Regions from separate parts of the Homo sapiens genome. Here region 1 is linked to region 2. The links are chromatin contacts, found by Hi-C or POLR2A ChIA-PET in ENCODE. All regions are on one chromosome and are shown on one strand. Each heading gives the region's core, a stretch centred on a gene start or an enhancer-like site at or near the end of the contact. The rest is flanking DNA. Distances are from core to core; before and after follow the strand shown. Region 1 has its middle 190 kb from the start of REEP3. Region 2 overlaps LOC107984238 (a long non-coding RNA gene).

Region 1 (4,599 bases), core at 337-2,836, 42 kb before region 2:
CCCGTGAGGTGTATGGGAAAACAGGCCAGGTCCTTCCAGTCACCCCAGGAACAGTGAGGATGCATTACTCATAGATGAGGCTTAGGGTATTTGCTGGAAAAGCATGCATCTGAGTTTGGAGATAACTTGGAAGGTTAAATACGGAAAAGACTTTCAAAGATCATCTCATTCAAACTCTTCATTGTAGAAGAGGAAACTGAGGTCCCAGAGGCTGAGTGACTTGTATCACATCACACAGTGAATTTACAGAAAATCCCAGCTTAAAGCCCAAGTCTCTTAACTGCTGGCTCCTATCACTGTAATAACAGAAATGGGAAAAAGAAACAACTAGAGAGAAAGGAAGGAGAGTGGGGACACAATCTCCCTTCCCCCTCTCCCAGGCTGTGGCAGGCAGCCAACTGGAGCTTTCTGCATATTTAATTTAAATCTTTGTCTGCCCTGGCAAGGACAAAGTACAATCTGTTTTATGTAAAAAGTCTTCCCTGAGGAAAGCCTCGGCCTCCAGCTGCGAAACTGATTGATGTTCTTCAAGTCCCCAGGAAGCTCTGCTGGGATCCGAGGTTGCGGTTTCCAAAAAAAGAGTCTGTGAAAAGGAAGCACTGAAAACAACAACAACAAAATTTCCTTTATTGTGTTTCTCTCAACCTGGGAGAATTAGACTAAAACAAGGAGGGGGGTGTTGGGACATGCAAATACAGACTGTATTTTAAAAGCAGATTTCAGAGTCCCAGATGGGAGGGGTTTGGGATGGCAAGCTGCTGCCAGAGGGAGACTGGAGTCTTGTCTAGAAGCTTTATTTGCATAGCAAGCACTTTGCTTTTACTTAGATTGCCTGTTCCAATCAATAAAGCTACTAAAATGTTCTGAAGATGCTTTATCCACACTTGAGGAAAGACTGAAAGCATCAATATCCAATAGTGTCACTAGTGATGTTTTATTTGGAATGTTTGGGAAATGTTCTAATAGAGATTAAAATCCATCTTATTTTGTGGGTTTCCTGATACTGTATTTTGGAGAACCAGATCTGGGGTGGCATTTCTTGCAAAACCAAAGCCAGTTTTGAAATCCAGTCTCAGAGTCATCTCTGAATGTTTCTGGATTGTTACAGCCAGGGCATCTCCTGCCAGATTTCTGCTCCATCCCATATGACATCTACTTTAACCTGAGGCCTTATGCACAGATAGCAACACTGAAGTGCCCCCAGAAGACCCAAAGAGGGCAAGACCACTACAAAAGTTTTGAGGATGATGGAAGTTTCACCCCGGAGGACTGGTTTTTCCCACTGGTCCCTGGCCCTGCCTGGGGCAGCCCGTGTATCAGGCTGGAAGGAGGGCATGGGTGACAGTGCAAGGTTCTGCCTTCACCTTCTGGCTCAGCAGCCAAACTTCAGTGTGAAGCCAGAACAAAGCTATTGCCAGGTCAGGGCTAAGGAGCTCGAGCCTGTCTTGGGGTGGAGCCAGGACCCAGAAACCACTGCCATGAGCCACCAGCTGGCTCTGATCCCAGGAACATGTGCAGCTGCTGCACAGGCCAGACTAGTCCTGAAGACTGTCACTGTGCCAGCCCCTCCATTAGGCCTCCCGGTCTCTGCTCTCATCAGGCTCACACCCAATGCCCCGTGTGTACTTTGGCATCTGCCTGCCTTTAGATGTCCTGGGATGACTGAATAAACCTTCAGAAAAGCCATGTGACCTGCTGATTCTTATCTTTCTGGACATCACACCTTTGTTCTAAAACTCCTTAGAGGTCAAAGTGTATAGATCCAAATCTCTGAAGTTCCTTGGTATGATGAAAATGAAGGAATAAACAATTTCCCTTAACTCTGTGTGGTCTAATTTAAGGGCCTTTCATTAGTACTCACAGGAAAAACACAGGCACCATGGCAGCGGAAACAGAAATCCCTCCCCACATGCCCTGATGGTGGGGGCAAAACCCATGAATGGCCACATTCACAGCTGTTTCTAGAAGTGCTTCCTGGTATCGTGGGCATTAAGCTTCAGTAATAAAGTTAACAGCAATACAGTCATACTGGAAAAAGGTCAAAAGGAGGAAAACCTTTATTTAAAATATTATGCTGTTCTTTTTACAAACTAGGTCATCTTCTGTATCAGTAGCTATTCCTCAAGGCATTCGGTCCCACTGACCCTTTAAGAACTTATTTTAAAAAATCGGGCTGCTTCTTACCCCAATTTTGTTTCTTCCCAAATGTGTTAGGCACTCTCCAACCTGGATACAAATTCCAGCATTTTGACAAGGTGTACCTAGTCCTCTTCAGATTCTCTTATCACCAGGGAAAGGCCTGTACAACTGCTCAGTAAGCCTTGGCCGTAAGGTATGCTCCCTAATACAGAATAAAGGGCAGGATGCCACAGTGCGGCCAGCAGGCTCAGTCCCATGGAGAGCAGCCCAGTACGGCTTAAGCTGTAAAGACAAGTAAGACAAGGTCTCTGTGCTCAGGAAACTGGTAATCTAGGGGAGGCCGTGGATGTGTTGCTTAACAAGGTGATAAGTGCATGCTAGCAGTGTGAACCAAGTGCCATGGGAACTCTGAGGAAGCAATGATTAATTATGCAGGGTATGGGGATTAAAGATCTGGGAATGTTTTCCAGAGAGAGAAACAGTGGAGCTGAAACAGATGATGAGCAGGCTTTGATCATGACAAAATTTGGGGGACAGAGTGCTCAGCAAGATACATTCCAGGAAGACGCATGGTGCAAAAGTCTTCCAGACACTGAAAGCTTTTGTTACATGAAATGCTTGGAGCACAGCAGGTCATCCAGGACAGTTGGAGTTTACAGTATAAGGTGGAGGGTGACACGGAAAGACCAAATAGTTGGGTTGGGCCAGATGGTGACTCTCGGACAACCAACTCCTTGGACTTTACCCTGAAGGCAGTGGTGAAGCAGATGAAGGATTTTAAGCAACTGGCTGGGTCAAGGGTTTAGTTTGGTGTATGACAAGCAAAGTTGTCTAAAAGGGACTCTGGGAGGTCACTTGGGGTGGCTTGGACAAGCCAAGTGGAACAGGGGCTTCCCCCCTTCTCCCAGTGGGGTGGGCTGCCCTAAATTTAGCTTCCCACAGAACTGGCAGTTTCTTTCCCACCCTACTCATATGAGCTACCACTCTCCACAGTCCTCAAATCTCCAGAACTGGAAAGCTGGCTTTCCCAGACAACTTCTCAGAACATCTAACACATAACTCAGACTGCCTGGTGCCCCAGTACCTATTTCCATCCCCACTGATAAGTTGTTCTGATCCTCTCTCCACATGGAAAGCAATAAGGAGGTAGAGTCCTTCCCCTAAAACATAACTTGCCATATTCTAAAAGATTCATTTTCTTGGATTCATGAAAGGCTGGGAGATTGTAGATGACTCTTTTGCCTGCTGACACTTGCTTTGTATGTTTCTACAATAAAGCCTGTTTCTAAATTCATACCAAGGGGTATTTTGGAACGCCTTCTGATCCTGGTGTTTTCTGACCAGGGTGACTATGAAGGAACCCACATTGTACCAAAGTGGGATGGCCTAGGAATGGAATAAGTCATTTCCCCATTGTTGATTAAGACTCTTTGTGTTGTAACAGAAAATCCAACTAAAACTGGCTTTAAAATTGAAGGGAATTTATTGTTTCACATAATTGTTAGGGTGGGCATAGAGTAGTTAATCCAGTGTTTTAATGATGCTATCAATGGCCCATTTCTCTCTCTCTGTCCTACCTTCACTAGTGTCAGCATTTTTCTTTTTCTTTTTTTTTTTTTTTTTTTTGAGATGGAGTTTCGCTCTTGTTGCCCAGGCTGGAGTGCAATGGCACTATCTCAGCTCACTGCAACCTCCACCTCCTGGATTCAAGTGATTCTCCTGCCTCAGCCTCCCAAGTAGATGGGATTACAGGTGCCCGCCACCACACCCGGCTAATTTTTCTTGTATTTTTAGTAGAGATGGGGTTTCGCCATGTCAGCCAGGCTGTCTCGAACTCCTTACCGCAGGTGATCCGCCTGCTGCAGCCTCCCAATGTGCTGGGATTACAGGCGTGAGCCACGGCGCCCAGCCATGTCAGCTTTTTCCTTTTTTTTTTTTTTTTGAGATGGAGTCTTACTCTGTTGCCCAGGCTATAGTGCAGTGGCATGATCTCGGCTCGCTGCAACCTCCACCTCCTGGGTTCAAGTAATTCTCTGCCTCAGCCTCCCTAGTAGCTGGGATTACAGGCACCCTCCACCACACCTGGCTAATTTTTGTATTTTTAGTAGAGACGGGGTTTCACCATCTTGCCCAGGCTGGTCTTGGACTCCTGACCTCGTGATCCACCGGCCTTGGCCTCCCAAAGTGCTGGGATTACAGGCGTTAAGCCACTGCGCCCAGCCGTGTCAGCCTTTTTTTAAGGCTGACTCTCCCAATGGTTGTAGAAATGCTGACAGTCACAATCAAGTCTCTAATAGTTACATCTGATGGCAAAGAGGGCTTCTAGACCAGCATTCCAGCCAGTGTCCTGAGATTCACCTAAATCGAGTAAGTTTAATTGACATATTTGTTGTTGTTGTTGTTGTTGTTTTGAGACAGGTTCTTACTCTGTCACCCAGGCTGGAGTGCAGTAGTACGATC
Region 2 (4,596 bases), core at 349-2,848:
TCTTAGATGTGTCTTTAGTGGCTATTGAACTAAAGATTTCTTGGAGATAAAAATGAACTAAAATGTAGGAAAAGGAAAAAAACTAGAAAACTATGGTGAGGAGAATATTTTAGCCAAGGTGTACTAAATGTGTTGATTGAGTGCTATAAGCAAAGCTACATTCAAAAGTGTAAATATGCTCAAAATAGACTGTGATTATTTTTAGGGAGTGATTATGGTTCAGTGAGAAAACTGTTGAGGAGGTTTAACATGGAGAGATATTTTGGGTCAGATGACATTTTCTAGTGTCTAAAATCAATATGTTCTTAATTAAAGCACCAATCTCCCAAGAAGGCTCTGAAAGGCATAAACAATGTTAAACTAAGCTGGATCAGAGCCCAGAAAGTCAGCCAGACTAGGAGTGCATACAACTAGGGAGGAAAGAAAAAAAAGGAAGAAAAAACAACTTTCAAATGCAACTAACGATTTGGAGTTGGGGGATGGAGACAGAGGAGGGGGTAGAGACAACAAAAGAAAATTGCCAGTTTGCATCTTGCTCTGGGCCAGGAATCAGATGATCACTCCAGAAGAATCTGTTCAGAGGCCATTCTTCCAGCTGCACAATTGAAGCATTTGCAAAGGTAAAACAAGGACAATCAGACAACCTAGCTCGCCTTGTATGGGCAATGAAAGCTTTTAAGGAGGACACACAGAATACAAATCCACAGGAGTGAAACTTAAAAGGCTCTGCAGGTCTGTGACTGCCCCCTGCTTTCATGCCACATCTAGCAGAGTTAAATGAAAAAAAATGTGACTCAGTCATTTTAAGGTGTTTTATCAGGACAGATCCTAATGTTTTTCTGAACTTACAAGATACACTAAGGTTATGTGTCTACACAACAGAGACTATCCAGAAGAAATGTGGAAAATTCAGCACAGGTTAGAGTTAGTGCAAGTGATGACTGCTGGATCCCAAATCTGGTTGAGATTTATTAAAAGATAAATGCTCAATAATCCATCAGCTCTGTGTTAGTCAGATTCAAAGAGCTCACAGTCTAATTGGTCAGGAAGAGATTCCGCTGAATATATCTGTCTCAAACTAAAGATGTATCTACTTAAGTACATTTATTAGGTGCTCCTCCAACCATTACCACTAAATAAAGAGAATTTATTACATTGCCTGCCTCACCATATACTGAATTATTTAAGACTGTCAGCAGCCATCAACTAAATAAGCAAGGATAGAGGTGGTTTTGGGGAAACTCCATTAAAGTACATTACCAATGCATATTAGTCAGAATAGACTTTGGTTTTCTGTGATAGCAAACTACCCCTAAATCTCAGTGGATTCATCCAGCACAGTTTCTTTCTTGCTCACACTACATGTTCCAGGTAAATCAGCAAATATTGCTCCACATAGTCTCTGAAGGACTTGGGCTGATGAAGGCTCCACCAGCTCATCGCTGCACCATCTGGAATACGTGGCCAGGAAGCGGAGGTGGAAGAAGAGAAACTAAAGGGAATCCCACACATGTCACTTCTGCTCATGTTTCATTAGCCAGGATTAATCCCACGGCTCCTTCCAAGCACAGGCAGTTGACAAGTGCTGTGTCATTTGTGCCTGAAAGAGGAAGGGGAAGGAGCCGGATATGGGAGTAATTTCCACATACGCATATTAGTGACCTGGAATTCTGGAGGTTTTCCTAGCACAACGTGATTTCCTAGCATAATCGAGGTCGAGAGGCAAAGCTAAGGATACATAACAAAAGGCATGAGCCCCAGCTCAGAGGTCCCAAACCAAGGCCAGGAGCCAAAGAGGGAGGGAGGTTTGGACAGCCACGAACAAAGGAGGGAGCATCAAAATCCTGATAATGTCTTATGGCAAAGCTAACCTGTCATAAAGCTATTTTAATTGACTTTGTTTTCATGCAAAGTGGCTTTTCCCTCAGGCATCTTAAATATGTCACTTGATAATTGACATCACACCATCTGCATTTTTCAAAGTATGGTCCTTGTATCACTGGGAACAGATATATCTGAGGGGCTTCAGAGAAATACAGATTTCTAGGATCCAACCAAGATTTTACGGATTAGAATCTCTGAAGGAGGTTCCAGGAATCTGCATTTTTTTTTGAGATGGAGTCTTGCTCTGTCACCTAGGCTGGAGGGCAGTGGCGTGATCTCGCCTCACTGCAATCTCCGCCTCCTGGGTTCAAGCAATTCTCTGCCTCAGCCTCCTGAGTAGCTGGGATTACAGGTGCCCACCACCACGCCTGGCTAGTTTTTTGTATTTTTAGTAGAGACGGGGTTTCACCATCTTGGCCAGGCTGGTCTTGAACTCCTGACCTTGTGATCCACCCGCCTCAGCCTCCCAAAGTGCTGGGATTACAGGCATGAGCCACCGTGCCGGGCCAGGAATCTGCTGTTTAACAAGTAACCCCTAGGTAATTCTATGCATTCTCAGCTTTGGGATTCTGTTTTTGACTTGTGCCAGAATCTAGGGAAAGTCCGAGATCTGGGTTGGGTTTAGGCCCTGGGAGAATGCCCTGCATGGTCCTGGTCACCAAGTAGAACCTGCCCTACCACGAGAAGGCATTTGGTAAAGTCAAGACCGTGCATTTAGGTTAAATGGGGGACTTTTCTGGAGGAGGAAGATTTAAGAGCATATAAACTAGGTTGATTCTGAGATCCTGAAAAACTGGGTTTGGGAAGGACTGGCTAAACACAGAGTAGCTTCAAGGACAACAGAACTTGTAGGTAGGTATTCAATGAATTGACAATGGTGGGGATAAAGAAGCGCCCAGTTTCTGAGGTTGAGTTTTGGAAATGGTCAGGTGGAGCAGATGAGGGCCTTTGGACTTCTTCGGCACATGCTGCAAGTGCTGCTCCTTAAACAGGCTGGGCTGGGCAGAGAGGGAACAGCTGGTGAATCCTGAACCCTTTTTGCTGAGATTATGGGAGGTGGGGTGTGGAAGGAGGGCAGACAAACTGTAAGAAACACTGTCACGGCTATTAGAAACTTTTTTAGAATAGAGAGAAAAGTACCTACCAGACAATTAGAAAACAGAGCTATTACACACATTACAGGAGGGAGGAGTGAAAGCAAAATGGATGCATCACAAAGTTTTGTGACATCCACAACTCACAAAAATTAATGGGCATCTGTGGGTTAAACACCGAGAAGAAATTCAGATATCCAAACAAAATTAAGACTATGAATCTTGGGCTGGAAAGTAAGAATATGGAAAGAAAGCAGAATGTATATGTATATGGAGGACTATCTCCAAAATGTCAACTGTCTAACCCTAAAAAGTTATTTCACAGTTGCAGAAGAAATCATTTTGCTTAACTGGAAACATTTATTAGCTGCAAAATGCACAAGCCCCTGTGAGCTCTTCAAACATATGATCAGAAAGTGAGCTATCTGCCCGGCACGGTGGCTCAGGCCTGTAATCCCAGCACTTTGGGAGGCCGAGGCAGGCGGATCACAAGGTCAGGAGATCGAGACCATCCTGGCTAACATGGTGAAACCCCGTCTCTACTAAAAATAGAAAAAATTAGCTGGGCGTGGTGGTGGGCGCCTGTAGTCCCAGCTACTCGGGAGGCTGAGGCAGGAGAATGGTGTGAGCCCAGAAGGTGGAGCTTGCAGTAAGCCGAGATTGCGCCACTGCACTCCAGCCTGGGCAACAGAGCAAGACTCTGTCTCAAAAAAAAAAAAGAAAGAAAAGAAAAGAAAGTGAGCTATCTTTGGAAGTATAACATCATGCCCTACATGATATGGGGCTAAGGTCAACATCAGAGGTCTAAGTGTGGCTTAGTTGAATGTGCTCAGGATCTTGTGTGCATTCTGTTCAGATACCAGCATTTTATCTTGATATTCTAGGACAAGGAATTCCAAACAATGTTATTCACCATTAATTTTTGTGAGTTGCAGATGTTTCAAAACTTTCTGATGTGTGCATTTTGCTTTCACTCCTCTCCTTCCCTTTCTCTTCTTCCTCCTATCTGGTATGTAAAAGTTCTGATTTATAATTATCTGGCATGTACTTTTCTTTTACTTGTAATAATCTTCCGAAAGCCATGACAGCATTTTAAAGCTTACACTGAGGGAGGCTATCTAAATGTGAAACAGATGAAAATATATATCTTGGGCAAAATAACTTGCAGATATGAGAAAGAAAATTAGAGTAGGCATATGTTTGTGGTTGAGAAAGTGTATCTGTCCAAATATATGGTAGAGGATTAGTATGGAGACTGGACCTCTGCAGAGAAGGGTATTGTCTAGTTGTGATATAAGCAACTGAGAATTCTGGGATAACCCTCAACCTCTTTGGCTGACAAATCATCTTCAGCTAGATGCTTGGAGTTAGAAACAATTGATGCCAGGTGGGTAAAAGAGAAAGTTGATTCCATTTACTTTACCACCTCATTTATTTCTGGGGCAAGACAAGTAAAAACAGCACATATGTCTTACCATCAAATGATTATTGCTTTTCATTTGTTTGCAAGGGTATTGGTATTGAAAACTCAAAATCTAAGTGTGAGCAGCCCTTTATACAAGAAATTAATGTAAACCATAGATTAGAACCAGTGTAGAAAATATTAATATTATCTTTC

What was found. Hi-C counts contacts between places; a loop is a spot of excess contacts on that map. ChIA-PET counts read pairs that join two places held with the same protein, here RNA polymerase II (POLR2A). Pooled maps may share reads with other maps.
Region 1: a loop to region 2 is called in a map of heart right ventricle, with 6 times the contacts of the local background. The contact joins two enhancer-like sites. A Hi-C loop is called at or near these places in 23 of 168 maps with a recorded cell type or tissue (Caco-2, PC-3, Right ventricle myocardium inferior and 9 more), 6 of 37 single-sample maps with no recorded cell type and 19 of 50 pooled maps. POLR2A ChIA-PET finds 5 or more read pairs at or near these places in 5 of 52 experiments (H1, MCF 10A, PC-3 and 2 more).

The regions. Positions count from the first base shown.
Region 1 is chr10:63,709,383-63,713,981 of GRCh38, reverse strand. No RefSeq gene overlaps it. Among named protein-coding and RNA genes, the nearest start is that of REEP3, 190 kb to the right of the region's middle. RefSeq lists an enhancer at 28-706. Within about 2 kb of position 1,586, at least 33 of the 41 ENCODE cell types and tissues checked have a DNase peak (open chromatin) inside an H3K27ac peak, as active enhancers do; they include endothelial cell of umbilical vein, heart right ventricle, left ventricle myocardium inferior and 1 more, where a contact is called at or near this core.
Region 2 is chr10:63,667,518-63,672,113 of GRCh38, reverse strand. The region is part of intron 2 of LOC107984238 (a long non-coding RNA gene); the gene reads left to right. All of the region lies in intron 1 of LOC124902438 (a long non-coding RNA gene), which reads right to left. Among named protein-coding and RNA genes, the nearest start is that of REEP3, 150 kb to the right of the region's middle. Within about 2 kb of position 1,598, at least 8 of the 41 ENCODE cell types and tissues checked have a DNase peak (open chromatin) inside an H3K27ac peak, as active enhancers do; they include endothelial cell of umbilical vein, heart right ventricle, left ventricle myocardium inferior and 1 more, where a contact is called at or near this core.